4 separate regions of the Homo sapiens genome follow, and regions 1, 3 and 4 are each linked to region 2. Evidence: read pairs that join two places in POLR2A ChIA-PET (ENCODE). Cell type or tissue: HepG2. All regions are shown on one strand. Links, peaks and the distances in the headings refer to the core of each region. The heading gives the core; the rest is flanking DNA. Region 1 overlaps SRCIN1 (SRC kinase signaling inhibitor 1). Region 2 holds the start of RPL19 (ribosomal protein L19). Region 3 holds the start of MED1 (mediator complex subunit 1). Region 4 overlaps PLXDC1 (plexin domain containing 1).

Region 1 (7,942 bases), core at 1,811-5,810, 640 kb after region 2:
CCTGGCATCCGGCTCGCCGCCGCCCGGGCTGCCGTCGGGGCTGCCGTCCGGGCTGCAGTCCGGTTCGCCGTCGCGTTCGCGCCTATCGTACGCCGGGGGGCGCCCGCCTTCGTACGCCGGCAGCCCGGTGCACCACGCGGCCGAGAGGCTGGGAGGCGCCCCGGCCGCCCAGGGCGTCAGCCCCAGCCCCAGCGCCATCCTGGAGCGGCGCGACGTGAAGCCGGACGAGGACCTGGCGAGCAAGGCGGGCGGCATGGTGCTGGTGAAAGGCGAGGGCCTCTATGCTGACCCCTACGGGCTGCTGCACGAGGGCCGTCTGAGCCTGGCCGCGGCCGCCGGCGACCCGTTCGCCTACCCGGGCGCCGGCGGCCTCTACAAGCGCGGCTCGGTGCGCTCGCTCAGCACCTACTCGGCCGCCGCGCTGCAGTCCGATCTGGAGGACTCCCTGTACAAGGCGGCGGGCGGCGGCGGCCCGCTGTACGGCGACGGCTACGGCTTCCGCCTGCCGCCTTCGTCACCGCAGAAGCTGGCCGACGTGGCAGCACCCCCCGGAGGTCCCCCGCCACCGCACAGCCCCTACTCGGGGCCGCCCAGCCGCGGCTCGCCAGTGCGCCAGTCCTTCCGCAAGGACTCGGGCTCCTCGTCCGTCTTTGCCGAGAGTCCTGGAGGGAAGACCCGCAGCGCGGGGAGCGCCTCGACGGCCGGAGCTCCCCCTTCGGAGCTCTTCCCTGGGCCTGGGGAACGCTCGCTGGTTGGGTTCGGGCCGCCAGTGCCAGCCAAGGACACGGAGACCAGGTGAGGGACGTTAACCAGGCCTCAGGGACTGGGGGTGGGGGGTGCGCTGCGGAGAGGGTTCACAGCAGAGTCCGTGGCAGGTGTGTGTCCTGGACTGAGATCCTGGAGTCCTTTGGAGACCTTGAGTAGTCTTGAAGGGTCGCCAGAGAGCATCTTGGATGTGGCAGAGAGGGCATTGGAGAGACCAGCTTGCCATTTTCCTCCCATCCGCAAGACTGGAGGGGGTGGTTGAGAGGTCCCCAGACGAGGACTCTGGAGACTTGGGTTTGCATCCATTTTCTAAGCCTCGGTTTCCCCAACTGTAAAATTGAGGGGTTGAACCACTTTTAGTGGCTTTCCAGCTTAAGAGTTTGCAGCAGTGAGAGCTGTCCAGCACCGGGACAGCTGAAGTCCACTGGGGAGGAGGGTGCTGTTGAAAAATGGTGACGAGGAAAGGAGCACATTCGGGTACCTAGCCTCCAGGCTGAGGAGCCCCTGCCCATCGCTCAGTCCCCTCCTAAGGGTGCAGGGCTGGAGGAGGTAACCAGGGCAGTAGGTAATCTGCACCCTCAGGCAGCGCTGCTGAGCAGTGAAGAGAAGCCATTGGCCTTCACACAGCTCTTACGTGGCCTGTGTGGCAGGCGCTGCACAGGGTACTGTCAATGCCAAGCTGAGCAAACCCAGTTCCTGTCCTGGTCTAGTGGGGAGACACTCAGCATACCTCCACTTCCCTTGGGTGGTATGGAAGGAGGCGTTCCTCGGGGCCCCTGGGGTCTGTGGAATGGTTTGGGGGAGGGGTCAGGAGAAAGGCAGAGCAGGCAGGGGAAAGCATTGCCAGGCATGGAGAGATCAGCGTGCAGCCTTTAGGGAGGGAATGAAAGGTGAGATGGGAGGCTGTGGGCTTGATCCTTAGGCATTGGGGCCCTTTGCGTTGTCTGTGTTTTGGCAGCCAGGGATGGGACGGTGTTTCTTCTGGTTACCAATCTTAGGAATGGGGGGCTGGGCAGGAGAGACCCTATGCTCAGAGGCGAGGTTGCCCAGACCCCCTTCCTCCCCAGGGAGCGCATGGAGGCCATGGAGAAGCAGATTGCCAGCCTCACAGGCCTGGTGCAGAGCGCCTTACTGCGAGGCTCTGAGCCTGAGACCCCCAGGTGAGGCCCCTCTCCCAACACCACTGCCAGGGCCTAGGGGTGGAGCAGGAGGAAGGGGAAATGGGCATCGGCTCTGCCAGTGTCTCACTGGGTGACCCTGGGTGAATCCCTTCCCTTCTCTGGGACTCCATCCTGAGATCGGAGAGCTGGAGGAGATGACATCCAAGGTTCCACCCAGCTCTGAAGGTCTGGGGCTGGCCTGGACCCCCTGATGGCTTTTTTCCCTGTGCCACAGCGAGAAGATTGAAGGCTCCAATGGAGCAGCCACCCCCTCAGCACGTGAGTGAACCTCCCCCTCCCCCATCCTTGTTCTCTCCGAGCCTGTTTTCTAATCTATAAAGTGGGGATTAAGCAATAGCTACATCACTGGCCTTAGCCCAAGAGGTCTTTTTCCTGGCACTTTGGTCCCCACCGTTAGGGCTGACCACTTGGGGCAGGTAGAGCCACGGGCTTCTCTGGCTACTGTGTGGGGTCGGAGAGTAGGGAGGACTTTGTCCCAGCCCAGTCCTTCCCAGGCTCACAGTTTGTTCACTTTCTCCCATCCTCGTGGTCCTCTGCAGCCTGTGGGTCAGGCGGCCGGAGCAGCGGGGCCACCCCGGTGTCCGGCCCGCCCCCGCCCTCGGCCAGCAGCACCCCCGCAGGTCAGCCTACCGCCGTTAGCCGGCTGCAGATGCAGCTTCACCTGCGAGGCCTGCAGAACAGCGCCAGTGACTTGCGCGGCCAGCTCCAGCAGTTGCGCAAGCTCCAGGTACCGCCCCGTCCTGGGCCCCGCCCCACCAACGCCCACCTACTGGTAGAAGTCCCTTGCCGCAAGTCCCGCCCCATCCCCTACTACCTCATCCTTTTCCCAGAGCTTCCACGCCCGAGTCCTTCGCCGCTCACTGGCCTCTCTCCGAACCCTTTCTCCCCTTCCCCTTTCTTGAGCTTCCGCTCCCTCGCTGAACCTCCACTTCCTCACCAAGGCCTTATCCCTCGCCCGTGACCCCCTCATTGAGCCCTCCTTCTCCTTCCCTGAGTCCCCATCGCCCTCCTGGAGCCCCAGTCACCCACTGAGCCCCTCCGTCGTCAGTATCCCTCGGGGCAGTTCCAGTTCCTTCCTGCCCTGCATCCCTTTCCCTGAGTCAGCGAGAGCCCTTCCCCCAAGTCCTCTCAGCTCCTCCCTCCTGAGCCCCAACAGTCTCCCCGGCCCTGCTTGGCAGATGGTCCCACCTGTCAGGAGCTTGGCATCGCCGAGTCCGCTCCTCAAGCAGGCCCAGGGGCCGTCAGGTGAGGATAATTAGCAGAGACAGGCTGGGGAGGGGGCAGAGAATTGCCATCTGGGCAACGGGTAAGATCTTGCCCACCCCCGCCATTCAGGCTTGGAACAGGGTTGGATCGATCATCAACTTAGTCTTCCTGTCCCAGCCATAGAAGCTCTATCAAATGCCAGCGCTTGAGTCCTTCATTCCAGTCCCGTCCCCATTCCGGGATGATGGAAGCCATAGCCATGCGGCCGCACTGTCGGCAGGGACCTACATAGGGCTACACCCTGTCCCGCAAATATTCCCAACCCCTTCTCCTGCCTCATATTCCCCAGAACTTAACCTTGCCCTCCTCCCCCTGCAATACCACCCCTGCTCGCGGCCACAGCCATGCAGCTCCCCCTTTGCATGGCCCATTTTAACGCTCCCCTCTCCACGATCCCCATCCGTTCTCCTCCTGCCTCTGTTCTTCCCCAGAACTTAGCCCTCTGCCCCTGCCCTTCGCCATCCCGCCCCTGCCCTTCGCCATCCCACCCCTTCGCTGCTGCCTGAGGCGGAGCCAAGCAGCCGCTTCTTCTGCAGAGCCCCGCCCTGGATTGGGCAGTCCTCTACCCGCCTTCTCCCGGCCCTTCCCCTGCCTCGCGGCTCCGCTCCCCCCACCCGGGTCCATCCGTCCGTGCGTCCCGCAGCTACAGAACCAGGAGTCGGTGCGCGCGCTGCTGAAGCGCACGGAGGCAGAGCTGAGCATGCGCGTGTCGGAGGCGGCGCGGCGGCAGGAGGACCCGCTGCAGCGGCAGCGCACCCTGGTGGAAGAGGAACGGCTGCGCTATCTCAACGACGAGGAGCTTATTACCCAGCAGCTCAAGTGAGGCTGGGCCCGCGGCGGAGGGAGGGGTGGGGGTGCGGCTGGAGTGACCCGCAACCTGGTTTCCCTGGGAGGCGCAGCTCCCTTCCCTCTGAGTCACAGGTGGCGTTGGTCTGTTCTGAAGCCTGATTTCATTCTCCTCTGGCCTGATTTCACTGTGACCCACAAACTTTTGACCGGCTGGCATTATTCCTGATTTCTTTTTTCTGGCTTGATGCCTGCTTTTGCTATGGTCTTGCTTCATAATGATCCACACTCAGGCTTCCTGTGGCCTGCAGCTTCACTGTCATGTGGCCAGCTGCCTGATTTCCCTCTGCCCTCTGCCTACTTTCATTTTGGCCTGTGACCCGTGCAAAGTGACCCTTGGGTAGTGAGTTCAGGTGCAGCGTTCAGGTGCCGTCACTGCTCCAGCCTGGCGCTGACCAGCCATCATTGGAGATCCGATTCCCTGATCTCTGAGTCCAGATATAGCCAAGGAAAACCCACCTTCCTTCCTAGTGCAGCTGGAACAGGGCTGTAGTGTTTTCAGAAGGAAGGAGGAATCGCGAACACTGTGCCTCCGCATGCTTAGGCATGGAGGGGTTAACAGAAGACAGTCTTCTGATCCAAATTTAGCAAATGGCTGTCTGGCCAACCATTCCATTGTCTGGCACCTTTGAAGGGAGACGCTGCCTTTCAGTGTCCATTCAGGGAGTGAGCACCCACCCTGCTTTCCCTCGCCAGTGATAAGGATCTGAGACAGAGGCCCTGCTCCTTCCTTTGGGCCCTCTCTTGGTGACACAGGGCACTAGGGGACCTGGAGTCCAGTGCCAGCACTGAGAGGCTGAGTGATCAGGGCAGTTCCTGCCCCTCTCTGTGCCCCAGTGTCCTCATCTGTACCCAGCATTAAGTTTTTCACCTCTCTTTTCAACAAGGGGTTGAGTTGTACTGGCCAGTGACTCCGGGAGCCAGGAGAGGCTGCTCCTTGGAGCCCAGCTTCCTCACTAAGTCATAAATGAGCCTCTTGCGACGGGCTCCTTGAGATGGGTTGCTGCTCCTCAGCCTGAGGCCCACATAGCCTGGTGGTACATGTGCATTTTAGCAAGGCCCAAGGCAACAATTCCCATGACACCATGTGGCTGAAATAGGGTAAGGGGCCACCCCATCACTCTAGGTGTGATAACTTAGTGAGGACTCCAGCCAGATCTCCAAGCAGACTGGCAGGTGTCATCTCTCCTCACCCAGGGAATTCCATTTCTCCAGATTTTCTATCCTTTCCTTGTCCCTTTTCATTCAGCCCAGAGGAGGGGGGTTGGAATTTTCAAAAGCAACTTTACCGAGACATTAAAGGAAAATTAAAGGAGATCTAAAAGCACAGAGCCAGAAGATACGAAAGGAGAGATTTATGCTACCGTCATTATAAGTGTTTGGTCCTTGGCTCCCTGAAGGCCTTGGTTCTCCAGGAACACAGACTCCCCAACCCCTGCCCCATTATCAAACCCATTACTCAGAGAGCTTGGGACCTGCATTACTGTTTCTGGCAGGATTCTCCATCCTCCTGAAAGGGGACTCCTGCTTCTTCTGGGTTGGGCAGATACTGGGCTCCAACCTGGCCATGAAGGCCCTCCCTGCCCAGCTCCCATAGCCTTCCCAGGCTTTAACCCTGCAGCCCCCCTGCCCCACACTCTGGCTGTAGCTCGTGGTTACTCCAGGAGCTTACGCTTACTCTTGCTCCAATTTGCTATACCACTTCCTCTTTCCTGGCAACTTGCTGGAAGTTAAAACTGGTTCTGTTTCATTCAACTTGACTCACTCACCTGCCCATCTAGCCCAGCACTTAAGGTCTGTCTGGGCACTGCCTTTAGGTGCAGCCTCTGCTGACTGAGACCTTTTAGGTCCTGGAATCTACCTTTGCCTAACCCAGGTCCAGCTTTGTAGGTATGCCACGTGTGCGGTCACGCGGAGCCCCATGCTTGGAAGGGCCCCATGCTTGGTGTAATGCTCTGCTGTTGCCATCTTGAAATTCTTAATAATTTTTAAACTAGAGGTAACATTTTCATTTTGCATTGGGCCCCATAAATTATTTAGCTGGTTCCATTTTGACTCTCCCCTCTTGACCCCTCCAGGACTAAACCTGGGCTTGGAAAGCCTAGCCACATTTTAATCCAGTGTCTAGACTAGCTGGCCTGGGACTCATTTGCAGAGCTTGCCCAGGTTAGAGGCCCCCCAACTTTGGCAGATTGGGTGATCAGAACATCAAGTTGCCGATTGAGCTTAGGGAGGCCTAGTCTCTCCTGCCTAAGAATTGCAGTGTTGTCATCTCCTGGAAGCTTATTTGAGTCCTTTACATGAGAGTCTCTTCCCCCTCTGAGTGATGTTTGGGAGTGACCATTTTATAAAACTGGCACAGCCTGGACCAGTCAGGTGTTACACATATGAGCAGGGGAATTGTTCTTTCCCATGTGGTAGAGCGAGGGCTGGGCTAGGACAGTGTATGGATTGGGGGCAGCGTGGCTGATGTTGGTCTAGTGTGAAAATGAGATGCAGCAGAACCAATGGCTGATGTCAGATGTGAGTAGATCCCGCTTTGCTGCAAAATAGCTGTATGACCTTGAACTAACTAGTTAATCTCTTTGAATATCTGAATATCTTTTTTTCCTTTTTTTAAAATGCCAGAGTCTTAGGATAGCTAATTAATTAGGGTAGCTTCCTATAACAAATAAGCTCCCAAATTGTTTAATAATTCAAAAGTAATAAACATATCTTTCTCATGGAACAGTATTGGGTGGGTTAGGCGGGTGGCTCTTCTCCATGCAGTCATTCAGGGACCCAGGCTGATGGAGGTTCTGCCGTCTTCAACATGTGTTTTCCAAGATCACCCAGAGAGTTTCCAACCAATGGAAAAGGAGAAAGGAGCATGGAGGACCTTACATGGGAGGTTTTTGTGAGCCAGGTCTGGAAGCAGCATGTATCCCTTCCACTCATCTTCCATTGGGTAGACTTCAGTTAAATGGCCACTTATCATTGCAAGGGAGGCTGGGATGTGTAGTCTAGGCTCTGAGCCACTGTTTGTCTGTGTATAAGCTGGAGATAATAACTGTTCCCACCTCCAGGATTTGTTTTGAGGGTTAATTAAAGTAATGAAAGCCAAGGCCTGAGTGTGGCACCTGGCATACAGTAAGTGCGTAATACAGGATAGCTCTTTAACTGGTAGTGTTGCTGAGTCACAAGCTTTTGCCCTTGACTTCAACCCAGTCTGTCTTTTCACCTGCTAGTTGGATGAAGATGTGTAAGGCGTGCTGATAAGATTTGCTGATGACACAGAGCTTTAAGGGGGAGCAAATCTGTTGGATGGTAGAACTGAAATTCAAAAGTTGTTTGCCCCTGGATTGAGCTGAAATCCAACAATGGGATTTGACAGGAATATATATAAAGTCCCGCATGTGAGTCAGGGATGTCAGCGACTCAAGTACAGAACTGAGATGACTTACCTGGGCAGCAGTTCCTTCTCTCCCTTGTTCATTCATTCCACAATTATTTCCCAGACATCTACTCTGCACCAGGCACCATGCCAGGTGCTAGAAACCGGAGATGAATCTGGAAGACATGGTCTTTGCCTGCCTGGGGTTAGTAGTCCAGAAGGCTGCACAACCCAGCCAACAGGAGCTTCAGCGGTTTGGAGGGCAGGAAGCAGACCCAACAGCCGCAAGGGGAGGGGCTGGAGGACAGCTTCCCACTGAGACCTGAGGATCAGTGGGAGTTAGCACGTGTGTGTGCCTGTATGTGTATGGGTGAATGGAATATTCTAGGCAGAGAAAACAGCATTATAAAGAGCCAGAGAGGACAGCACATGTAGCACCTCAGAGCAGGTCTGAAGGGCTCTAAGCAGAAGCCAGATGAGATGAGGGTTACAGCAGCACGGAAAACAAGAG
Region 2 (7,942 bases), core at 1,762-5,761:
AACAACTCTCAAAGGTCTAAGAATGTTCCCCTAAGACTCTGAAAAGAAACTTACGCCAGGAGCTTCTTGCGGGCCTTGTCTGCCTTCAGCTTGTGGATGTGTTCCATGAGAATCCGCTTGTTTTTGAACACATTCCCCTTCACCTTCAGGTACAGGCTGTGATACCTGCAGGGTACACGGAGTGAAGAGATGCTGGTTGGTGATGGATCAGAGGCTGCCTTGTGAGCTGTTCCTCCACCCAAGGTCACTAAGCTTGTAGCTTCCTTTCTTTTCTCCTATTGCTGCATGAATTACTTCCTAAACCATGACTTTTTTGTGTGCAGTTCCTAGATAGAACTTGCCTGGCAAATAAACTGTTGGGCTATCCTGATGACATACAGGGAAAAAAAGAAAGACCAGAATAGAAAAACTTTCTTAGAAAGGCTCCCTACCCATGGCTGGGCGTGGTGGCTCAGGCCTGTAATCTGAGCACTTTGAGAGGCTGAGGCGGGCGGATCACTTGAGGCCAGGAGTTCGAGACCAGCCTGGCCAACGGTGAAACCACATCTCTACTAAAAATACAAAAATTAGCCAGGCGTGGTAGTACATGCCTGTAATCCCAGGTACTTGAGACGGTGAGGCAGGTGAAGTGCTTGAACCTCGAAAGCAGATTGCAGTGAACCAAGATCGTGCCACTGCATTCCATCCTGGGTGACAGAGCGAGACTCTGTCTCCAAAAAAAAAAAGCTCCCTACCCAAGGCCAGTAAGACAGATCTCTGTGGGCCACGCGTGGTGGCTCATGCCTATAACCCCAGCACTTTGGGAGGCCAAGGCGGGCGGATCACAAGGCCAGGAGATCGAGACCATCCTGGCTAACACAGTGAAACCCCGTCTCTACTAAAAATGCAAAAAATTAGCCAGGTATGGTGGCACATGCCTGTAGTCCCAGCTACTCAAGAGGCTGAGGCAGGAGAATAACTTGAACCTGGGAGGTAGAGGTTGTAGTGAGCTGAGATCGCGCCACTGCACTCCAGCCTGGGTGACAGAGCAAGACTCCATCTCAAAAAAAAAAAAAAAAAAAAAAAAATCTCTGGGAAATGAACTAGCCATCAAAGCAGCAAATGGGTACTGGGCCCAAGAGGGTGTGCTTACATGTGGCGATCGATCTTCTTAGATTCACGGTATCTTCTGAGCAGCCGGCGCAAAATCCTCATTCTCCTCATCCATGTGACCTTCTCTGGCATTCGGGCATTGGCTGTACCCTTCCGCTTACCTGTGGAGAAGATGAGTTAGGAACGGGCCACTACCCAGGCCCACTGTGTATAAGTACACCAAGTGAATATAGTTTCAAGTCAGGGTCCTTAACTCATTTAATCCTCACAACCTCATTTTAAGTAGCATTACTTCCATTTTCCAGATGATGATCCCAACTACGTAAGTTCTTTCGTTTACTCAATTTTAAAGGAAGCACAAATACAGCAATAATTCCCCATTCACTTCATGCAGAATGTGGGTGTAACAGGCAGTGCACCAAGGCAACACAGCACGTTGTAAGGAGCTTCCTTCGATCATTCTGAAACTAGAAAGTACAGAATCCTTGGCATAGTGTAGGTAGGGACTTAGTAAATGTGACCTCCTACCAGGGATACTCTCAATTCCAATACCAGCACCAACTTTCTGATTTGCACACAGGCAGAAAACACATCAAATATCAAGGAGTAAGAAACAGGCTCAAGATGAGACAGAGTGCTTAGATCCTGAATATATTTCAGCATAGATGCCAGCACCTATCATTTCTTAAGGAGAAGATGACCACACTTACCTATGCCCATGTGCCTGCCCTTCCGGCGGGCCAAGGTGTTTTTCCGGCATCGAGCCCGGGAATGGACCGTCACAGGCTTGCGGATGATCAGCCCATCTTTGATGAGCTTCCGGATCTGCTGACCTGGGAAAGCATAATGCACCTGGTCAGTCAACTGGGGCCCAAGCACATCACAGAGTCCAAATAGGCCAGGCCAGAGACACTGCTCACATTCTTGGCCCCACGGTCTCAAAAAGGATGGAAACACTGGAACTTATTTCTTGCCTTCAAAAACCCAAAAAACCTCTATCTTTTCTTTTTCCTTCACAAACAGAGGTTGTGAGAAATACCCTTTGTCTTTGAGACAGTCTCCCTATGTTGCCCAGGCCGGTCTTGAATTTCTGGGCTCATGATCCTCCTGCCTCAGCTTACCAAGTAGCTGGGATTAAAGATGCCTGCCACCATGCCTGGCCATTTCTACATTTTAAATATATGAAAGCACACTCAAAAGAACAAGCCTGATACAATGACTCCTCCATTTTATAGACACTCTGAATGAACTTTCCTAGGTTTGTAACAAGTCAACCCAGGCTAGGTGTGGTGGCTCACGTCGATAATCCCAGCACTCTGGGAGGCTGAGGTGGATGGATGACCTGAGGTCAGGAGTTTGAGACCAGCCTGACCAACATGATGAAACCCCATCTCTACTAAAGATACAAAAATTAGCTGGGTGTGGTGGCACGTGCCTTAGTCCCAGCTACTTGGGAGGCTGAGGAAGGAGAATCGCTTGAACCTGGGAGGCAGAGGTTGCGGTGAGCTGAGATCCTACCACTGCACTCCAGTCTGGGTGACAAAGTGAGACTCTGTCCCAAAAAAAATAAAATAAAATATAAAGAGTAAATTAGCTGGGTGTGGTGGTGCACACCTCTAATCCCAGCTACTCAGGAGGCTGAGGTGGGAGAATCACTTGAGCCTGGGAGCAGGGGTTGCAATGATCAGATGGCACCACTACACTCCAGCCTGGACAACAGAGCAAGACTGTCTAAAAAAAAAAAAAAAAGTCAACACAATTGTGTTATCATTAATCTGACGCAGGAGAAAAGAAGGAAGTAGGGTGAAGAGACAGATCCCAGGTACTCACGGGAGTTGGCATTGGCGATTTCATTGGTCTCATTGGGGTCTAACCAGACCTTCTTCTTGCCACAGCGGAGGACACTAGAGGCGAGCCTCTTCTGAAGCCTGAGCATACTAGACACACAGAAAACATGATTAGACTCTGAAAGCCAATCCTGGGCAAGAATGAACGTCCCCATCAAGACCTGCCCTTTGTGACCCACACCACAGCCGCGAAATAAGACTCTTCCCTAAATCATCTTTAAGGCTCTGGGCTATGCAGCTGGCCCCCTTGGGTTTAAGACTTCAAAACCCACGCTATGCCTTCACCTCTCGGAGCCTCATGTTCGCATTTCTCCTCTGGAAAGTCAAGCCAAGGACTTATTGGATTGAATAGGGGGGTTATGCCATTTCTGGTACTCAGCGTTTAAAGAATATTCGAGGTGAGTAGACCTGATTTCTAGTCTAGGAATGCAGGCAAGTTACTCTGTTTTCTGGGCTTATTTCCCTGTTTTATCACAGTAACAAGCCTCGTTCGGCTATTCGCAGAGATTTCCTTTATGAGAGGCCAAAGGAGTGAATGGAGTCAAGAGTTAGAGATCACCTCTCTCGGCAGTCGGAGGCCTGGGGCCTACACTAGGCTTGCCCTACATCACGTGAAAGCAGAGATCGGCTCCGCTCCGGGTGTGCCAAGCAAGAAAGGGCCCACGGCTTGGTCTTGTTCGCTCCGTTTGCTCTGCTCGCGTGGGTCGACCGGACACGTGTGCGGTGCGGCACCAGCCGGGGCAGACTTTTCCTGGTCTCAGTTGCTGCGACGCTCCCCGCCCCCCCTCACTCCGGAGGCCCGGGACGAAAGTGCTCCGGCCTACCCCAAACCCCGGGACCGGCCGCTTTAGGGCGGCCTCCATTTCATCTCCCCCAACCCCAGCTGCGGTCCCAAGACCGACAGTCCCTTGTCGACACGCGTCAGCGCCTGATGGAGACCAGCTCGCCCTCACCTCATGGCTGCGGCCGCAGCAGCGAAAGGAAAGAGCTCGCTCGGGCCCGGCTCCTCCCATTATCTGCGAAGGGGAGAGCCCAAACCCTGCTCCAATTTCGTCCGTATTCCTGTCCGGTTCTTTCATCTTCTGCCACACTAAACTCACTCATAGCCTCCATATAGGCCTGAAATGATAAAAGTCAAATATCAGAAATCGGTTTTAAACTTAAAAACATAAAAAAGTACCCCTTCCGTAGGGAAAGTGGTATAGTCCGACTTCCTACTAGACATGCGCAGCAAGGGTTCCCAATCACGTGGTTATCTGTAACCGGAAGTCAGCTGGATTGCGCAGGCGGAGTGAGAGAGGTTTTGCTAGAGTGGCCTGGTGTTTGCGGGCGTTCGGGGGGTTGTGGGTGGATGTTTTATTAGCTGAGAAAAAATCAGTTAAAGAAGCGAGAGAGAATGACAACAGATATCAGACAAAGGCGAACTCTTATTCACTCTTGTAGTAGATTGAAAACCCCTGGAGTGCAGAATCGATCACTAAAAGATGTTAGTGTTTTTACGCCACTGCGGGTCTTGCAAGCTCTTGGAGGGCGGGAACTAGTCTCAGTCTCATTTGGCTCACAACTGTACTGCGGCAGGCATGGATCCGCGATCGAACACACCTCAGAAATACCGCACTGGCTGAATGGATGAATGATTGCAGAAAGTAAAATTAAAAAAAAAAAAAATTGGGTTGGGCTCGATGGCTCATGCCTGTAATCCCAGCACTTTGGGAGGCCAAGGCAGGCGGATCACTTGAGGTCAGGAGTTCGAGACCAGCCTGGCCAACATGGTGAAACCCTGTCTCCACTAAAAATACAAAAATTAGCCGGGCGTAGCGGCGCGTGCTTGTAATTCCAGCTACTGGGGAGGCTGAGGCAGGAGAATCGCTTGAACCCAGGAGGCGGAGGTTGCAGTGAGCCGAGATTGCGCCACTGCACTCCAGCCTGGGCAACAGAGTGAGACTCCGTCTCAAAAAAAAAAAAAAAGCAGTCCTTTTCTTCTGATCTGGAACACCCAATGTAAAAATCCAAGAAGAACATTCTGGGGTTTAAGAAGTCTACATCTGAATTGAGGCTCCAACTCATGATTGGTTCCTGCTGATCACCCTATCCGTTTCATCTCAACTTTCCTGGCTGAGAAAGTAGAAGAGAGAGAAAGGGAAGCAACATTTATGCTACTTCCTCACAACAACACGATTAGCGTTGCCCTCATTTTACAGCTAAGGTAACAGATTCAGAACACAGATATTTCTGATTGCAAAGCCCATACTTTTGCGGTTATGCCAGCCTTTCTTGTCTCCAAGGGGCAGGTGGAAACCCTGCTCAGGGTTGGAACTCTCCTGGAACGTTTCTAATGGGCTTCATCTTCACTCACTGCTCCGCCTTCCCCAAGGTGTTGTGATCAGAGGAATGACAGACTGACCATTCACTTGCTATTAGAGTTGGGTGAGGAGGAGGAGTCCCATAGTCTCCTGTCCTGCGGAACACAGCAAGGTGGTGGCCTTATTGTAAGGTCACTTGACCTGGAGAGGGTCTTCTCCATCTCTCCTTTCTGTGGAGCAGGAGAAGGGGTGGAGTAGGAAGGGAATGGGTCCTCCTGTCATGAGTGACCCCTTCATTGAAACTTACAGCTTCTCCAAACACCCCAGCAATTCATTTAATTCTCCCTCATCCTCCCAATAATACCAGGTGACACAGACTCCACAGTACCAGCAACCCCATTTTATAGGAGAGGAGGAAACTGATGCTCAGAGAGGTGATTTGTCCGGGGCTATACAACCAGAAACAGCCTGAGCCAAATTGGCGCCAGAGTCTATTGCCCAGAATCTCCTATTCCTCTTCTCTCCACCAGTCATGGTGGGTGGCATCCAGATCTTGGATGTTTCTCCCTAAATCAGGGGTAAAGGTGGCGCAATTCTAGGTCAAAGGTCATGAGATCTGATTTTACCAGCTTCTCCTCTCTCAGCTCCATATTTCTTCCTCTTTTCTCATCCAAGAGCAGGGACCTCACCCAGCCCCATTCCTGGCCTTTTGGAAGAACAGGGGTTGGGGGGGCGGTGTATCCTAGTGACTGATTAGGGCAGAACTCCTGGACCCCTGGGATTTATTTTGCTGTCTCTATTGGACACCCTCCCCATCTCAGCCTCAGCCTCCCACCGGCAGCCCCAGAGCCATGTTGGAGGGAGAGGCTTTTCTGTTTGGTTTGAGGCAGCCTGGGCCCCACACTGGGGAGAAAGGAGTTAAAGCCAGGTCCCAGGATCACCGGGACCGGGAAGTTCCGGTGGTCCAAACAGGAGTGGGTTGGGGGGACCCGCAGGAAGAGAGGTTTGGGACAAAAGGGGGGTGGTGCCAGCCATGCCAATCCCCATCAGCGCTCGGCATCCACTGGTAGACCGCCCCCCCACCCCTCCCCCAAGTTCCACGCCTAGTTTCTGCCTTCCCGCCCCAGCGGGCCGCCTGCACCCCACGGCCAGTCAGAGGCCCACCTGCGGCCACCTAGAGCCGAGAGGGGCTTGCCTCCCTGCTGCCGCACGCCCATTGTGTGCGCCGAGCCGGCGGAGGGGCTGCGAGGGGCGGGGCCGGGCGGGCGGAGGGAGGGAGCGAGGGAGGGGCGCGGGGAGATGCTGAGCCTACGGGGGAGGCGGCGGCGGCAGTGGAGAGAGCGGGAGGAGCGAGGGAAGGCAGGAAGGAGGCAGCCGAAGGCCGAGCTGGGTGGCTGGACCGGGTGCTGGCTGCGCCGCGCTGCTTTCGGCTCCCACGGCCTCTCCCATGCGCTGAGGGAGCCCGGCTGGGCCGGGCCGGCGGCGGGAGGGGAGGCTCCTCTCCATGGTCCAGAAGACCAGCATGTCCCGGGGCCCTTACCCACCCTCCCAGGAGATCCCCATGGAGGTCTTCGACCCCAGCCCGCAGGTGAGGCGTGGTGGCCCGGCCCAACGGGAGGGGGTCGCTCCCGCGGACCGTGTTAAGGTCGGCTCGAGAGGCGCGGGAGAGGAAGGGGTTATATGCCGGGCGCGGAGGAGAGAGGGATGCCTGCGCGCCCCCCATCCTTGCAGGTTGTGATTGATGGGCGCTGGGCCTGGGGCTGGGTGGCGATGCTGCGGAGCGGGGAGGGGGCGGGTGGGCTGCCTGTCACCCTCGCCTCCTTATCTCCCCCGCGTCAAGGTTCCTGCCGCTTGGGCACCAGCTTCAGTGGGCTGAGCGTGGGGGTGCTGGTGGAGGGGGATCTGGGCCTTGAGAAGGGGAGGTTGAAAGAGGCTAGAAAGCGAGCCAGGCAAGGGGGGCGACGCAGAGCACGCTCGGGGGCGCCAGGCGGGTGTGGGTGGGGCGGGGGTGGCACGAGGAGGTGGCCGAGGCGATGGTCAGAGGGCGGTGCCAAATGCCAACAGGCCTTCAAAGCCGCAGACACTGGTTCTCGAGGGTGGGGAAAGAGCCAACCCCGGTCGAGGTCCCCTCCCAGCCACCTGGGCTCCATCTCTATGTCGGACCTGCTCCCCTCCCCCCACACCCACGTTGACTTACCCCACCCCCACCCCCGCCCCAAAAACGCCTCCAAAGTTTGGAAAGTTGGATGGATGCCAACTCATAGGAGGGGGGGAAGCTGTTTTACCTGGGGGAGGGGTCTACTTCTCCATCCCCACCCGCACACTTTTCCTACACCCCTGGTTACTCCCAGGAAGTGGCATTCTTGGGCGCGGTGGGTTCTCATGGGGTGACCAGCAGGCTCTGGGATGGTCGCGCCAGGGGATTTCTTTGGGAGTGTCCTTCTCCAAGGATAGCATTAACTCTTCTGTTACTGTGGCCACCAGCTGTAACCACCATGATAATGTGACTGATGGGTATGTAGAGGGGTCAAGTCAGACCTAAAAATACCTTCCTCCACCCCAGGCCCCTTTGAGCCTGGGAGGCAGCTGACTGGGGCCTTCCTTTCAGCTGTCCCCTGTCCCTCTGAGTGCCACTCCCTTTGCCCAGCCTGGCAGTGGTGGGGGAGGGTGGTGTCTGGGATTCACTGGGTGATCCTCCTA
Region 3 (7,942 bases), core at 2,388-6,387, 250 kb before region 2:
GGACTCCCAAGATGCTCGGAATACAGGCATGGGCCACTGTGTCTGGCCTTGAATGTTTTACATGATGACAGATGGCATGAGACTTCCTGGGCTGATTAAATGTAGTGACCAGTCAGCCATAGTAAGTGTTGGCATGGGTTTGTTGTCATGAGTTCAATAAAATTCACCCTGATTTTTCTGTCTTTTAAATGAGATCAGGTTTTTATTTTTAATTTCTTTTTTTGAGATGGAGTCTTGCTCCGTTGCCAGGCTGGAGTGCGGTGGCACTATCTTGGCTCACTGCAACCTCTGCCTCTCTGATTCAAGCGATCCTCCTGCCTCAGCCTTCTTAGTAGCTGGGATTACAGGCACACGCCACCATGCCTGGCTAATTTTTGTATGTTTAGTAGAGACGGGGTTTCACCATGTTGATCAGGCTGGTCTTGAACTCCTGACCTCATGATCCACCCGCCTTGGCCTCCCAAAGGGCTGGGATTACAGGTGTGAGCCACCATGCCTGGCCTTTTTTTTGGGATGGAGTCTCCCTCTGTTGCCTAGGCTGGAGTGCAATGGCTTCATCTCGGCTCACTGCAACCTCCGCCTCCCAGGTTCAAGCAATTCTCTGCCTCAGCCTTCTCAGTAGCTGGGATTACAGGCGCCTGCCACCATGTTCAGATGATTTTTTTTTAATTTTTAATAGAGACGTGGTTTCACCATCTTGGCCAGGCTGGTCTTGAACTCCTGACCTTGTGATCACCCCCCGCCTTGGCCTCACAAAGTGCTGGGATTACAGGTGCAAGCCACTGTGCCTGGCTGAGATCAAGTTTTTAATTCACGATGTACCCACAGTAGAATGGAAAAGTGAAGACGACAGAAGGCATCGGTGATGTGTCAAAATCTGGAAGAATTAAATTGATTATCCAGATTAAACACCAGCAGAAACTTTTTTTCTTTTTTTGAGACGGAGTCTCACTCTGTCACCTAGGTTGGAGTGCAGTGGTGCGATCTCGTCTCGCTGCAAGCTTCGCCTCGATCTCGGCTCACTGCAAGCTCCGCCTCCCGGATTCACACCATTCTCCTATCTCAGCCTCCCAAATGGCTGGGATTACGGGTGCCTGCCACCATGCCCGGCTAATTTTTTGTATTTGTAGTAGAGACCGGGTTTCACTGTGTTGGCCAGGATGGTCTTGATCTCCTGACCTCGTGATCTGCTCGCCCCGGCCTCCCAAAGTGTTTGTATTACAGGCGTGAGCCACTGCACCTGGCTGAACCTTTCAAAATTATCTGTTACTGCCTCTTGAAGCCAATTAGAGACCAGTAACTAATGAAAGAATGAAGCTTTATCCCTGAAACTTTGAACTTATAATATCTTGAATTTCTATAGCACTTTAAAATTTTTCACGGAACTCTTTTAATCCCGTCAATAAATTTCAATTGAATAAATAAACTAATGAAATTATGTTATTTTTATTACTATTTTTATTTTTTTTTTTGAGACTAAGTCTCCCTCTGTCGCCCAGGCTGGAGTGCAGTGGCACGATTACAGGCATGAGCCACCACACCGCACCAGGCCTATTATTATTATTATGCTTATTGAGAACAGTTTCAATCTGTGGCCTAGGCTGGAGTGCACTGGCAGGATCTTGGCTCACTGCAACCTCCACCTCCCAGGTTCAAGCAATTCTCCTGCCTCAGCCTCCCAAATAGCTGGGATTACAGGCATGCGCCACCATGCCCGGCTAATTTTTTTGTATTATTTTGTATTTTGTATTATTAGTAGAGACAGACTTTGGCCATGTTGGCTAGGCTGTTCTCGAACTCCTGACCTTAAGTGATCCACCCACCTCAGCCTCCCAAAGGGCTGGGATTATAGGCGTGAGCCACTTATTATCGACATCTAATATAGGTTAAACTGACACTGAGAAGGAGTTAGATTGGACCATGTTGACACTTAAGTGTAGAAAGTGCCTGGAGCCGGGACACCTCACTTCTACATACTAAACCAGTACTTTGTATTGAACTACCCTTCCTTCCTCCCTCCCTCCCTTCCTTCCTTCTTTTCCTTTCTTTCTCTCTCTCTCTTTCTTTTAGATAATCTCCCTAACATGGTATTCCTCTTTTTGGTGAATAAAATTCTGCAGCAGAAAATCTCAGGCTGTATCTAAATTTTAAAATACAATATCTACTGTAAACTGCAGGTATTGATCCAATCTGTGCTTTTGTAAAATAAGGGTTGCTTCATTATACAGAAAAACTTTGAACTCAGAAATTCCAGGACTGCTCCATTTGCTTTATTTGCATAACCTTCAAGGGCAGAGAGTCAGGGCAACTCTGTGAACCCCAAGTGATCAGTCAGGTGATGGCAATACTTAGCCTGCAAATCTACTAAAACAAGTCAGAAAGTTTCCATTTAGGCTGTACACAAGAAGAAATATTTAACTAAAGTTTCAATAGCTCTTTTTCCCCAACAAACCAATTTGTTAGTTTAGATTTTAGGTTTAGAGTCCTCTGGGCCGGGCACAGTGGCTCATGCCTGTAATCGTAACACTTTGGGAGGCCAACGTGGGTGGATTGCCTGAGCTCAAGTTCGAGACCAGCCTGGGCAACATAGTGAAACTCTGTCTCTACTAAAATACAAAAAAATTAGCTGGGTGGTGTGGCATACACCTGTAGTCCCAGCTACTTGGGAGGCTGAGGCAGAAGAATTGCTTGAACCCAGGAGGCGGGGGTTGCAGTGAGCCGAGATTGTGCCACTGCACTCCAGCCTTGGCGACAGAGCGAGACACTGTCTCAAAAAAAAAAAAAAAAAAAAAAAAAAAAAAAGAGTCCTTTGGCGCCTCCTTCAAAGCTTAGTCACTTACAATTTGCCCATTGTACCCATTTTCCTATGTATACTGTTCCTATATGTACCTTGAATACTTTTCTTGTTTAATGACATGGCTTTCTTTTTTTTTTTCAGACTCCGTCTTGCTCTTATTGCCCAGACTGGAGTGCGATGACACGATCTTGGCTCACTGCAACCTCCACTTCCCGGATTGAAGCGATTCTCCTGCCTCAGCCTCCCCAGTAGCTGGGATTACAGGCATGTGTCACCACACCCGGCTAATTTTTTGTATTTTTAGTAGAAATGGGGTTTCACCATTTTGGCCAGGCTGGTCTCGACCTCCTGATCTCAAGTACCTGCCTCAGCCTCCCAAAGGACATTGCTCTCTTATCTTCTAGAGTAGAACTTTTCCAATGGTGTCTCTCATCTGCATTTTCAGATGACAAATGATAACTTCTCATTCCATTCTGTAACCAGAAGTTAGTAAAGTTTATTTATAAGCTTTATAAAGTTAAAAATTTCCTAGCAACACTTAGTACAGACTTTTTTTTTTATTTGTATAGAGTTTCCATGATAAAGTGTAGTTGGGTATCTGGCATTGGTACTTAGGGCATAATAATTAATGAAAAAATTTTGAGCCCCTATGATTATAGTGACCAATCATATTTTCGGAACTCTAAATAAGATTAGCCTATCAAGCGCTAGGGTTGTGTTTTCATGTTTGTTTATTTGTCTGAGACAGAGTCTTGCTCTGCCACCCAGGCTGGAGTGCAGTAGCATGATCTCGGCTCACTGCAACCTCTGCCTCCCAGGTTCAAGCGCTTCTCCTGCTTCAGCCTCCTGAGTAGCTCCGCGACCAGCCGTGTTTTCATGTTTGTATTAGCAGCTCCAAATATACACATATTAGGACTCCACAGATGCTTACTAAGTGAAGAACACTTAGTTTGAGGATAGTAAAGGATACAGTTTTTTCTTTTTGAGACAGTCTCACTCTGTCACCCAGGTTGGAGTGCAGTGACGCGATCTCTGCTCACTGCAACTTTCGCTTCACGGGTTCCAGAGATTCTCCTGCTTCAGCCTCCCGAGTAGCTGGGATTACAGGAGCGCACCACCACACCTGGCTAATTTTTGTATTTTTCGTAGAGACGGAGTTTTACCATGTTAGCCAGGCTGGTCTCAAACTCCTGACCTGATGATCCACCTACCTTGGCCTCCCAAAGTGCTGGGATTACAGGCATGAGCCACTGCGCCTAGCCAGAAATAGTTTTGAAACTAAAAAAATGAGAAAAGGGGAATTAACTGTGCTATAGGCTCGCTTTGAACGTCATGTTACAATGCGCCACTATCTTTCTTAGGATGTAATTATTGCATCTAGTATCTCAGGTTAAACTTATCTTTCATAAGACACTCCTGATACCAATAGCCTTTGAAAATCTAGTCATGGCCGGGTGTGGTGGCTCATGCCTGTAATCCCAGCACTTTGGGAGGCCGAGGCGGGCGGACAGCGAGGTCAGGAGTTCGAGACCAGCCTGGCCAACACGGCGAAACCCCGTCTCTACTAAAAATAGCTGGGCGTGGTGGCGGGTGCCTGTAATCCCAGCTACTCGGGAGGCTGAGGCAGGAGAATCGCTTGAACCCGGGAGGCGGAGGTTGCAGTGAGCCGACATCGTGCCATTGCACTCCAGCCTGGGCGACAAGAGCAAGACTCCATCTCAAAAAAAAAAAAAAAAAAATTAAAAAAAAAAGAAAAGCTAGTCTTTCAGTACAGGGATCTGGAGATTTTAATTTGCGAGCTGTTTAACTGCTAAAATAAAAAAAAAATGGCGGTTTCCGCAGGGGAGCCGAAAGCTACCGGCCGGCAGGTTTAATATCCAGCGGCGCGAGGCCTGAGACAGCTCAGATCAAAGGGAAGACTGCGCTGAAAGAAATCTCGCGAGGCCGACGCATTGACCAATATTCGCGAGATTTCGATGCCCTGTCCTCTTCCTCTCTCTGGCAGGACCACGGTTTATCTCGCGAATTTTGGGAAGTTCCGTTGGGGAAGATGGCGGCGGCCTCGAGCACCCTTCTCTTCTTGCCGCCGGGGACTTCAGATTGATCCTTCCCGGGAAGAGTAGGGACTGCTGGTGCCCTGCGTCCCGGGATCCCGAGCCAACTTGTTTCCTCCGTTAGTGGTGGGGAAGGGCTTATCCTTTTGTGGCGGATCTAGCTTCTCCTCGCCTTCAGGATGAAAGCTCAGGGGGAAACCGAGGGTAAGTGACTGTAGGGGAAAGGAGGGGGCGGGACACAACTGGGGGAGCCAGTTTGTGAGAGGAGGTTCTTGCAGATGTCCCATGGGGGCCACTTTAGGGGCATAGAGTCCAGGAGAGGGAATGTGTATTAGTTTTAGATTGTCACTATACCCTCCTTGGTGATTATAGAGCTTCGACTTTAGGGCGATGGGGACTCTCAACTTCTGTGAAGATTTCATGCTCGACTAGGGCACTTTTGGCCTAAAGTGGTGGGAGACGGGGCAAATGAATACAAAATCAGCTTACATCTCGTTCCAGAAGAGACGCCTGAATAAATTTAGGGCTGTGTGTAAACGTACTGGAGACTATTTTGGCATCAATGAAATGATTAGGTCCTTATATTTATTAGCAGCCAGCAGTTCTCTACAATGTCAAGTGTTCAGATCCTGTGCCATTGTGTATTTTTAAAGTGCGCTGAATTTCGTTCTTTTATTGACCGAACTACGAACTGCAGAAAAACAACTTTTCTGTGGAACTTTACTAAGATTTTCTAAAGTTCCACACTCCGGCTAAGATGCTGCCTTAGCATTTTGGGCATAGTTCTGTTGATACAGTGAACTGTGTTATTGTTTATCTTCTCCAGTTTCCTCTGAGCTTTGCAGATTAGAGTCCTTGCCTGATTATTTTTGTATAGTTTCTGGCACGTAATAGTCGCTCAAAAAGTGTTGGAGCATCGAAGTACAGATATTTATCAGCAGGTTTCTCAAGAAAAACAAAGAGTGTGTTTTGGAGCAGAGGTCGAAAGGTGAGGCCGGGAGCAGTGACTCACACCTGTAATCCCAGCGCTTTGGGAGGCTGCGGCTGGAGGATCCCTGGAGCCCAGGAGTTCGCGACCAGCCTGGGCAACATACTGAGGCCCTGTCTCTACAAAAAAAATAAAAAAATTGCCGGGCACTGTGGCTCACGCGTGTAATCCCAGCACTTTGGGAGGTTGAGGCGGGTGGATCACCTGAGGTTGGGAGATCGAGACCAGCCTGACCAACATGGAGAAAACCCGTCTCTACTAGAAATACAAAATTAGCCGGGCGTGGTGGTGAATGCCTGTAATCCCAGCTACCTGGGAGGCTGAGGTGGGAGGATTGCTTCAACCCAGGAGGTGGAGGTTGTGGTGAGCCAAGACTGCGCCATTGCATTCCTACCTGGGCTACAAGAGCGAAACTTCGTCTCAAAAAAAAAAAAAAAAAAAAAAGGCCGGGTGTGGTGGCTCACTCCTGTAATCCCAGCACTTTGGGAGGCTGAGGTGGGCGGATCACCTGAGGTTAGGAGTTCAAGACCAGACTGGCTAACATGGTGAAACCCTTTCTCTACTAAAAATACAAAATTAGCCAGGCACAGTGGCATGCCTGCAATCCCAGCTACTTGGTAGGCTGAGGCAGGAGAATCACCCAAACCCGGGAGGTGGAGGTTGCAGTGAGCCAAGATAGTGCCACTGGACTCCAGTCTGGGCAACAAGAGCAAAACTCCGTCTCAAAAAAAAAAAAAAAGAAAAAAAATTGAAAATAAATAAAATAAAAAATTAGCTCCAGGTAGTGGCTCAAGGCTGTAATCCCAGCACCTTGGGAGGCCGAAGCGGGCGAATCACTTGAGCCCACAAGTTGGAGACCAGCCTAGACAACCTGGCAAAAGCCTGTCTCTACAACAGATACAAAAATTAGCTAGGCATGGTGGCACAAGCCAGTAGTCCCAGCTACTTGGGAGGCTGAGGTGGGAGGATTACCTGAATCCTGTAGGTCAAGGCTCCAGTGAGCCAGAATCATGCCACTGCACTGTAACCTGGGCGACAGAGCGAGACCCTGTTTCAAGGGAAAATTAGCTATAGTCTCAGCTACTCTGAAGGCTGAGCTGGGAGGATCACTTGATCCTGGAGCATGGGAGGTTGAGGCTGCAATAGGCCTTGATTGTGCCAGTGCACTCAAGCTGGGGCTACAGAGTGATACTCTGTCTTAAAAAAAAAAAAGAAAAGAAAGATGTACTCCTTGGGTGCAAGGAGACAACAAGTGTAAAAATGGAAACTTCATGAAGTAGGAGTTTTTGTCTAGTTTGTTCATTGCTGTCTTTTTAGCATTTTCATTTATTTATTTATTTATTTGAGACAGAGTTTTGCTCTTGTTGCCCAGGTTGGAGTGCAGTGGCGCAATCTGGGCTCACTGCAACCTCCGCCTCCTGGGTTCAAGTGATTCTCCTGCCTCAGCCTTCCGAGTAGCTGGGATTACAGGCATGTACCACCAAGCCCGGCTAATTTTGTATTTTTAGTAGAGATGGGGTTTCTCCGTGTTGGTCAGGCTGGTCTCGAATTCCCAACCTCAGGTGATCCACCCGCCTTGGCCTCCCAAAGTGCTGGGATTACAGGCGTGAGCCACTCCGCCCAGCCAGCATTTTCATTTATTTTTTTTCTTTTTTTTAAATTTTCCTCTCTAGCCCAGTTCAATAACTTTTTTTTTTTTTTTTTTGACACAATGTCTCCCTCTGTTGCCTAGGATGGAGTAAGTGGTGTGATCAAGGCTCATCACTGAAGCTTCGACCTCCCAGGCTGAGGTGATCCTTCTGCCTCAGCCTCCAGAGTAGCTGGGGACTGACTACAGGCACATGCCAGGAGGCTTGGCTAATTTTTTTCTTTCTTTTTTTTTTTGAGACAGTGTTTCGCTCTGTTGCCCATGCTGGAGTGCAATAGTGTGATCTCGGCTCACTGCAACCTCTGCCTCCTGGATTCAAGCAATTCTCCTCCCTTAGCCTCCCAAGTAGCTGGGATTACAGGCATGCACCACCACATCTGGCTAATTTTGTATTTTCGGTAGAGACAGGGTTTGACACTCCAGCCTGGTCATCAAGAGTGAAACTTAGTCTTTAA
Region 4 (6,400 bases), core at 1,979-5,978, 100 kb after region 2:
TGCTCCATGCCATGGGGCCCTGTGGATATCACCTTATCCTTTAAGGCCCATTTCCAACCCTAGATATTAGATCCTGGGCTGAGAGTCAGTGCACCCCACTACAGTTGTATCAGTTGTCAAAATATTGAAATACTTGCATTCTTGTTGGCAAATTGCTGCTGATTTGAGCCCCCTCGTACCTCCCACGACCCCTCCTGCCCTCCCCTTAGCCCCCTGCGCTCCCAGTCCTCTATCAAGTATTACAGCCTGGGCTCCAGGACCTGGCTCCATGGCTGCAGGCAGCATCTGCTCTGACTGGTTGGTAAACGCCTGTGTTGAGCCAGTTGTTAAATCATCTCCGTATCACCTGGTTGCATTAGTTAGCTACAGCTGTATAACAAATTGCTCCAGAATTTAGTGGCTTAAAACTGCAACATATTATCTCAGAGTTTTTATGGATCAGGAAGCAAAGCACAATTCAGCCAGGACCTCTCATTCAAGGTCTTTCACAGGCTGCGACTGAAGTGTTAGCCAGCGGCCAGGCACGGTGGCTCACGCCCATAATCTCAGTTCTTTGGGAGGCCAAGGCAGGGGATCTCCTGAGGTCAGGAGTTTGAGACCAGCCTGGCCAATATGTCGAAACCCCATCCTTACTAAAAATACAAAAGTTAGCTGGGTGTGGTGATGGGTACCTATAATCCCAGCTACTTGGGAGGCTGAGGCAGGAGAATCGCTTGAACCCGAGGGGCGGAGCTTGCAGTGAGCTGAGATCGCACCACCTCACTCCTCACACCACTCACTCACGATTTCACTGGGTGAAAGAGTGAAACTCTGTCTCAAAAAAAAGAAAAAAAGTGTTAGCCAGGGTCACAGTTACCCCCGTGATGGGGTGGCAGGTGGGGAGGGTTGGGACCGGCTTCAGAGCTTTCATGTGGTTTGGCAGGATTCAGGATTCAGAATTCAGGATTCAGTTCCCCAAGGAGGCCTTCTTTGGCTCCTTGCCTGGTAAACTTCCCCATGATATGGCAGCTGGCTTCCATCAGAGCAGGCAAGCGAGACAAAAGCAGAGGGCGAGGAAGACGCAAACCAGGGTCTTTTTATAGCTTAATTTTAGATGTAACATCCTATCTTTTTTGCCACATTCCGCTGGCTAGAACCAAGTCACAGATCCAGTCTACGCTCAGGGACTGGATTGCACCTGGGTGTGGATACCAGGCAGCCACCGTAGAGGCTCTCTGGGGGCCATGCTAGCGTCTGCCTACCACACTGATTATAATCCTCTTTCCCATGCACTAAGCTGGACAGTGTCTTGGATCTTCCCCAAACATTGTGAGTTTGTACATTTGTCCCTTTCTAAATGAGGACACAAATGTTCAGAGAGGTAGAGTGACTTATCCTTGGTCACACAGCTATGAAAGGAAGAATTCAAGTCCAGATCTTCTCCATTTAAATCCTGGAGTCCACCACTGAGCCTTTCTTAGACTGACCCACTCCCATTCCACCCAGGGGAATCTTTTCCTCCTCAGCTCCCCCAAACACCCACAGAGTGGGGTGTGCAAACTCCCCAGGCTGCTTCTTGGGACTGTTCTTGGTGTCTGTGCCTTATTTCCTTCCCTATCCTGCATCCCATGTACATTACTGAGCCCACTGTCGGGGCAGGGATGTGTCTGTTTCATCTGCACCTCCCTCAAGGGCTTCTTCCAGGCAGAGTCTCAGGAAACGTGTGCCTGATCAAGCTGTGGAATGAGGGTGAATTAGAGGGGGTCAGATCCCCGGTAGCATCTGCCTCTGAGGCTCCTCTGTGATTCTGGAATGAGAAGCCCCTTTAGAGCAAACCAGAGAGATGAGGGGTGAAGGGGGCGGGGAAGCACAACCCACCTGAAAGAGCAGGGAGGCTATGTCTGCTCTGCAGGATCAGGAGGAAATCTCGGTGGTGGGAGCGGTTGGAGTCTGACTCCAGGTGCTGTGTGCTGAGGTGTTGGGTCTACCTGCCAGGTGAAAGCCAGCACCTGACCCCCAGACACTGCCAGCAGCTCCCAGCCTCGTCCTCCTTCCCTCTGTCTCCTGTTCCTCCTTGTCACCATCAGATCCGATCACATCACTCTCTGACTCCTTGCTGCCCACAGGTCAGGTCAAAATCCTCAGTGTGGCATTCAAGGCCGGGCACAGCTGGGTGCAGTCAACCACGCAGGCGCATTTCCAAACCCTCCCTCCGCTCACCGCCCTCTGCCTGGGGAGCTCTGGTCTGTGTCCCCTGGGTTCCCTGAACATGCTAAGGGCTGTCCACATCGGTATGACACAGTCCCCTTGTATAAAACGCCTCTTACTCCAATCTTTTTTACTGCTTGGCACCATTCTCCCTCTCCAGCGGCCCAGGTCAGATGCTGTGCAAGTAACCACTCCGCCATGCAGTGGAATTCACGGCTTCCTCTTCTTCCCCCCGGCACTTCGCTGATACTTTTTTCTTCTTCTTCTTTTCTTTCTAGTGGTGGCGAGAACAAATGCTGATACTCTTAACATAGAACTTATTGTCCTCCCCAGCTAGGTGTGAATTCCTTGGGGGCTCTCTATGGCCCCCAGCAGTGAGCCCAGTGGGCAGGCACTAACATTTTTAGAAAATGAGTAACTACAAGAAAGTGGACCTAGTTGCTGGGGTTAGGGCACCGCTGAAGGGAATGGACATAGCATAGACCTTGTCCTCTGCTCTATTGTGACTCTAGGTGAGAACAGGGGTCTGACACCACTTGAGTTTGGGAGTTGAGTGTTTTGGAAATTGCATCCCTTTTTGTCAGAGGTTTTTAGCTTACGGGAACAAGCATAAAATTCAGGAAGTCTGGGAATCTTAAAATTGTATACGGATTTTTTTTTTTTTTTTTTTTTTTTTTGAGATGGAGTTTCACTCTTGTTGCCCAGGCTGGAGTGCAATGGCGCAATCTCGGCTCACTGCAACCTCCACCTCCTGGGTTCAAGCAATTCTCCTGCCTCAGCCTCCGGAGTAGCTGTGATTATAGGTGCCCGCCACCACGCCTGACTAATTTTTGTATTTTTTAGCAGAGACGGGGTTTCACCATGTTGGCCAGGCTGGTCCTGAACTCTGACCTCAGGTGATCCGCCCACCTTGGCCTCCCAAAGTGCCGGGATTACAGGCGTGAGCCGTTGCACCTGGCCTTTTTTTTTTTTTTTTTTTTATAGACAGGGTCTTGCTCTGTCGCTCAGGCCGAAGTGCAGTAGCACAATCATAGCTCACTGCAACCTCAACTTTCTGGGCTTAAGCGATCCTCCTGCCTCAGCCTCCTGAGTAGCTGAGACTATAGATGTGTACCACCATGCCCAGCTTATTTATTTATTTATTTATTTATTTATTTATTTATTTATTATTTGTAAAGACAAATAATAAAATAGGGTGGTATTGAATTCTTACGCTCAAGCCATGCTCTGGCTTTGGCCTCCCAAAGCACTGGATTACAGATGTGAGCCACCGTGTAAGGCCTGTATGTGGAGTATTGAAATGCAAGTGGAACATGTTCACATCCATGCGTTTTTCTGGGACAGTATCCATGGCCCTCATTGGGGTTTAAAATGGGCCACAGCCTCTGCTCCTGGGGAGAAATGGCTTTTATGTGGCTAAGGGGTCAGATGACTTTGGGTCTCACATTCAATCCGGCAAGCAGGGAATTTGTTTGGATTAGGTTGAGCTGCAGGTAATAGTAAACCCCAAATGATCATGGCTTAAAGGAAACAGAAGTTCAGGAAGAGCCATCTGGTCTGCAGACCCTATGATCACCATGGATAATCCTATTGACCAAGCCCACCTGATCATACAGAATGGGTGGCGTCACTGTCCTTGTGCCCAGGTTTGACTGCTCCCTGCCTGGGGCAGTGTGAGGAGGGGAGTTTGATTCCTCACTATTTAGGAATCCCCAGCCACTGAACCCTGTCTGGGGAAAACTCTCCTCCCCCAGGTTCTAAACACTTTCCTCCCCACCCCTGCTAGGCAAGGGGATGGGAGGTGCAATGGGGAGGACTCCTCACAGCCTCACTCCTGGGGGAGAGGGTAGAAGAGGCTGAAAACCACAAGAGTTCTTACCAGTACTTCCTCGTATAAACTCTTCCGCAGGCTTTTCAGCAGAGTCTGCAAAGCATCTTTGGTGAAAAGAAAAGTCATGTGCAATTAGCAGCATCTGTTTGCAGAGGCACTCAAAACACACAGGACAGTGTATCCGCTATGTGGCTGGGGAGACCGCCGGAAGTCAATATTATTTCCTCTGTTCATTTGCTTAAGAAACTCTTTATTTCATGGTTAGTATAAAAGCAACTTTAGCATTGCCAACATCGAAACTGACAGGGATTCTGAATTAGTGGGATCAGTTAGTGAGGATTTTCTTACAAAGAGCTCCAGAATGTAGCCTGCCCCTTGGCTGGCCCCGAATGGCCTTGGACGGCCCCAACATGCTGGTCCTCCTCCTTTACCGGAACTTTCCTGTCCTTTCCGAGGCAGACTTGAGTCCAGATATATGTCAGGGCCTGAGCTGTGTGTACCTTCCTGCCAGGCTGCAGGTAAGGGAGGGGTGGGTCCCAGAGCAGGCTACAGAAGGGATCTAGGGGCAGCCACGTGAGGAAGTGGGTGCAGGGAGAAGCTGAGGATCTGGCCAATTTTGCCTTTTCTGATAAAGGATCCTTTAAAGTGCCCTTCGTTGGAAGTTTTTAATCCATCTGGGGGCCCATCCTTCCCTCTTTTCCCTTCTCACTTCTGTTTTTCCCACTACTCTGCTCCCTGAGTCATTTCTGGCCTCTTCTTTCTCTGCCTTTTTCTGCTTTGCTTCAATGCTGAGGGACCCCCCTACTTCTCCCCCGTGGGGCAGGGTCCCCTGCTGGGGCTCCACTCGTGATTATTGAATGAATAATCACATGAGCCAAGGAACAAAAGAATGCATGAAGACTTTTTCCCAACCCAACCTCTTAGATTTTTTTATACGGTAACCACCCATTCCAGGTGGGAGTTTGTGGATCGACCTGTCATCTCCTAACTTCTTCTGGCCAAGCCAGCACTCTCCCATGGGCATCTGGCATTGAAACACAAAGGGACATGCAAACCTCTCACTTGAACCATTAACATTACTTGTTTGGGGCCAGGCATGGTGGCTACGCCTGTAATCCCAGCACTTTGAGAGGCCGAGGCGGGTGGATCGTTTGAGGCCAGGAGTTTGAGACCAGCCTGGCCAAGATGGTGAAACCCCATCTGTACTAAAAATACAGAAATCAGCCAGGTGTGGTGGCAGGCACCTGTAATCCCAGCTCCTCGGGAGGCTGAGGCAGGAGAATTGCTTGAACCCGGGAGGTGGAGGCTGCAGTGAGCTGAGATTGTGCCACTGCACTCCAGCCTGGGCGACAGAGCAAGACCCTGTCTCAAAAACAAAAACAAAACAAAACAAAAACAACCCCCCCGCCAAAAAAAAAAGACAAAAAACAAAAACATTTCTTGTTTGGGCAGCAGTGTTTGCCAAGTCTGGACCTGAGTATTTCTGAATCTTTGATGCCTGGAAGCAGAGATAAAACAGAACACCTTAAACTGCCAGAAATGGTGCTCTGGGGAAGCCTGCGTCTTGGTTCCAGAAAGGATCTGTTGGTCATGGAGATGGAAGTCATTGTCTTGGGCAAGCTCCAGATGTTGGTGAAACAATCCAAAACAAATAACCCAGGCTTGGGGGGTTGGGGGGGGGGGGCGGGGCGTAAGGATTCTTTTATTAAAAAAATAAAAATATTACCAAACCCACACTCGAACAAGTACAAGCTGGCAGTTGAAGTGAGCAAATAGTTTCAATTAGAGATATAGTTCCACCCCCCACCCTCATCCCCCTTTCTGCCACCACTCAGCCTCCCCCACTCCGCTGGAAGGACTGTATTTTCAGAGGACAGCTGGCATCCCTGGCTGCACCCATGCTTGGGGCACATCCCCAACTCTGCCCCCCAGCCCGGATGGTGGGGAAACCCATCCCTAGAGCCTGGTGTGAAGTTTCTAGGAGACTTGGCTTCCCTGGCTGCCACTTGTGTCTCTATCCTCGAACTCAGTTCCCTTGAAAAGTCTGAGTCTCTATCTGTGCCCCACCCTGAGTCCCTTTGTCCCTCCCATTTCCCCTTCCTTCTGATGAGGGAAAGCTCTGCCCTGCAGCCTTGCAGGTGGAGAAATCCTGAAAGCCAGCTCTCCTCCCGCTTTGAGATCTAGCTTAGGAGGCGGCATGTCTGGTTTACTGTGGTCTTTCAGGGTTGTCCTTTTGAGAATGGCAGTAATTTGTGGTGGGCTGGGGAGGGAGGGCGTGCTTCCTTTGGGCTGTGGGCTGACGTTATAAGTTGCTGAGGTTTTCATGACTATTTGTAACCCATTCATTCACTCACAGTCATTTCTTAAGGTCCTGTTAAGTGC

Evidence for each region. Peaks named below come from ENCODE experiments on the same cell type or tissue, not always from the same donor. Only the 100,000 strongest peaks of a DNase experiment are listed, where the experiment ranks them.
Region 1: POLR2A ChIA-PET joins it to region 2 with 10 read pairs; 4 of 35 experiments call an interaction of 5 or more read pairs at or near these places.
Region 3: POLR2A ChIA-PET joins it to region 2 with 10 read pairs; 23 of 35 experiments call an interaction of 5 or more read pairs at or near these places.
Region 4: POLR2A ChIA-PET joins it to region 2 with 10 read pairs; 5 of 35 experiments call an interaction of 5 or more read pairs at or near these places.

What each region holds. Positions count from the first base shown.
Region 1 is chr17:38,554,316-38,562,257 of GRCh38, reverse strand. SRCIN1 (SRC kinase signaling inhibitor 1) reads left to right here. Exons shown (of 19, transcript NM_025248.3): 7 at 1-795; 8 at 1,833-1,925; 9 at 2,161-2,204; 10 at 2,486-2,673; 11 at 3,856-4,031. Among named protein-coding and RNA genes, the nearest start is that of SRCIN1, 48 kb to the left of the region's middle. RefSeq lists enhancers at 1-81, 635-1,188. In HepG2, for the core only: CTCF peaks have their summits at 2,618 and 3,970 (motif pointing left); DNase peaks (open chromatin) are centred at 2,687 and 3,957; H3K4me3 peaks cover 2,206 bases.
Region 2 is chr17:39,196,300-39,204,241 of GRCh38, reverse strand. It overlaps RPL19 (ribosomal protein L19), which reads right to left and starts at 3,959. Exons shown (of 6, transcript NM_000981.4): 1 at 3,893-3,959; 2 at 2,923-3,029; 3 at 1,803-1,925; 4 at 1,133-1,253; 5 at 55-165. The coding sequence starts at 3,897. LOC124903996 (a long non-coding RNA gene) reads left to right here and starts at 3,028. Exons shown (of 2, transcript XR_007065745.1): 1 at 3,028-3,337; 2 at 3,444-4,087. CACNB1 (calcium voltage-gated channel auxiliary subunit beta 1) reads left to right here and starts at 6,573. Exons shown (of 14, transcript NM_000723.5): 1 at 6,573-6,830. The coding sequence starts at 6,747. RefSeq lists silencers at 1-40, 6,276-6,405, 6,416-6,815, 7,246-7,375. In HepG2, for the core only: no CTCF peak of the experiment used is centred there; a DNase peak (open chromatin) is centred at 4,211; H3K4me3 peaks cover 2,789 bases.
Region 3 is chr17:39,448,151-39,456,092 of GRCh38, reverse strand. MED1 (mediator complex subunit 1) reads left to right here and starts at 4,830. Exons shown (of 17, transcript NM_004774.4): 1 at 4,830-5,055. The coding sequence starts at 5,031. In HepG2, for the core only: no CTCF peak of the experiment used is centred there; DNase peaks (open chromatin) are centred at 2,872, 4,772 and 5,832; H3K4me3 peaks cover 3,415 bases.
Region 4 is chr17:39,094,670-39,101,069 of GRCh38, reverse strand. All of the region lies in intron 7 of PLXDC1 (plexin domain containing 1), which reads left to right. Among named protein-coding and RNA genes, the nearest start is that of PLXDC1, 54 kb to the left of the region's middle. RefSeq lists an enhancer at 1,522-2,123. In HepG2, for the core only: no CTCF peak of the experiment used is centred there; no DNase peak of the experiment used is centred there; H3K27me3 peaks cover 2,502 bases.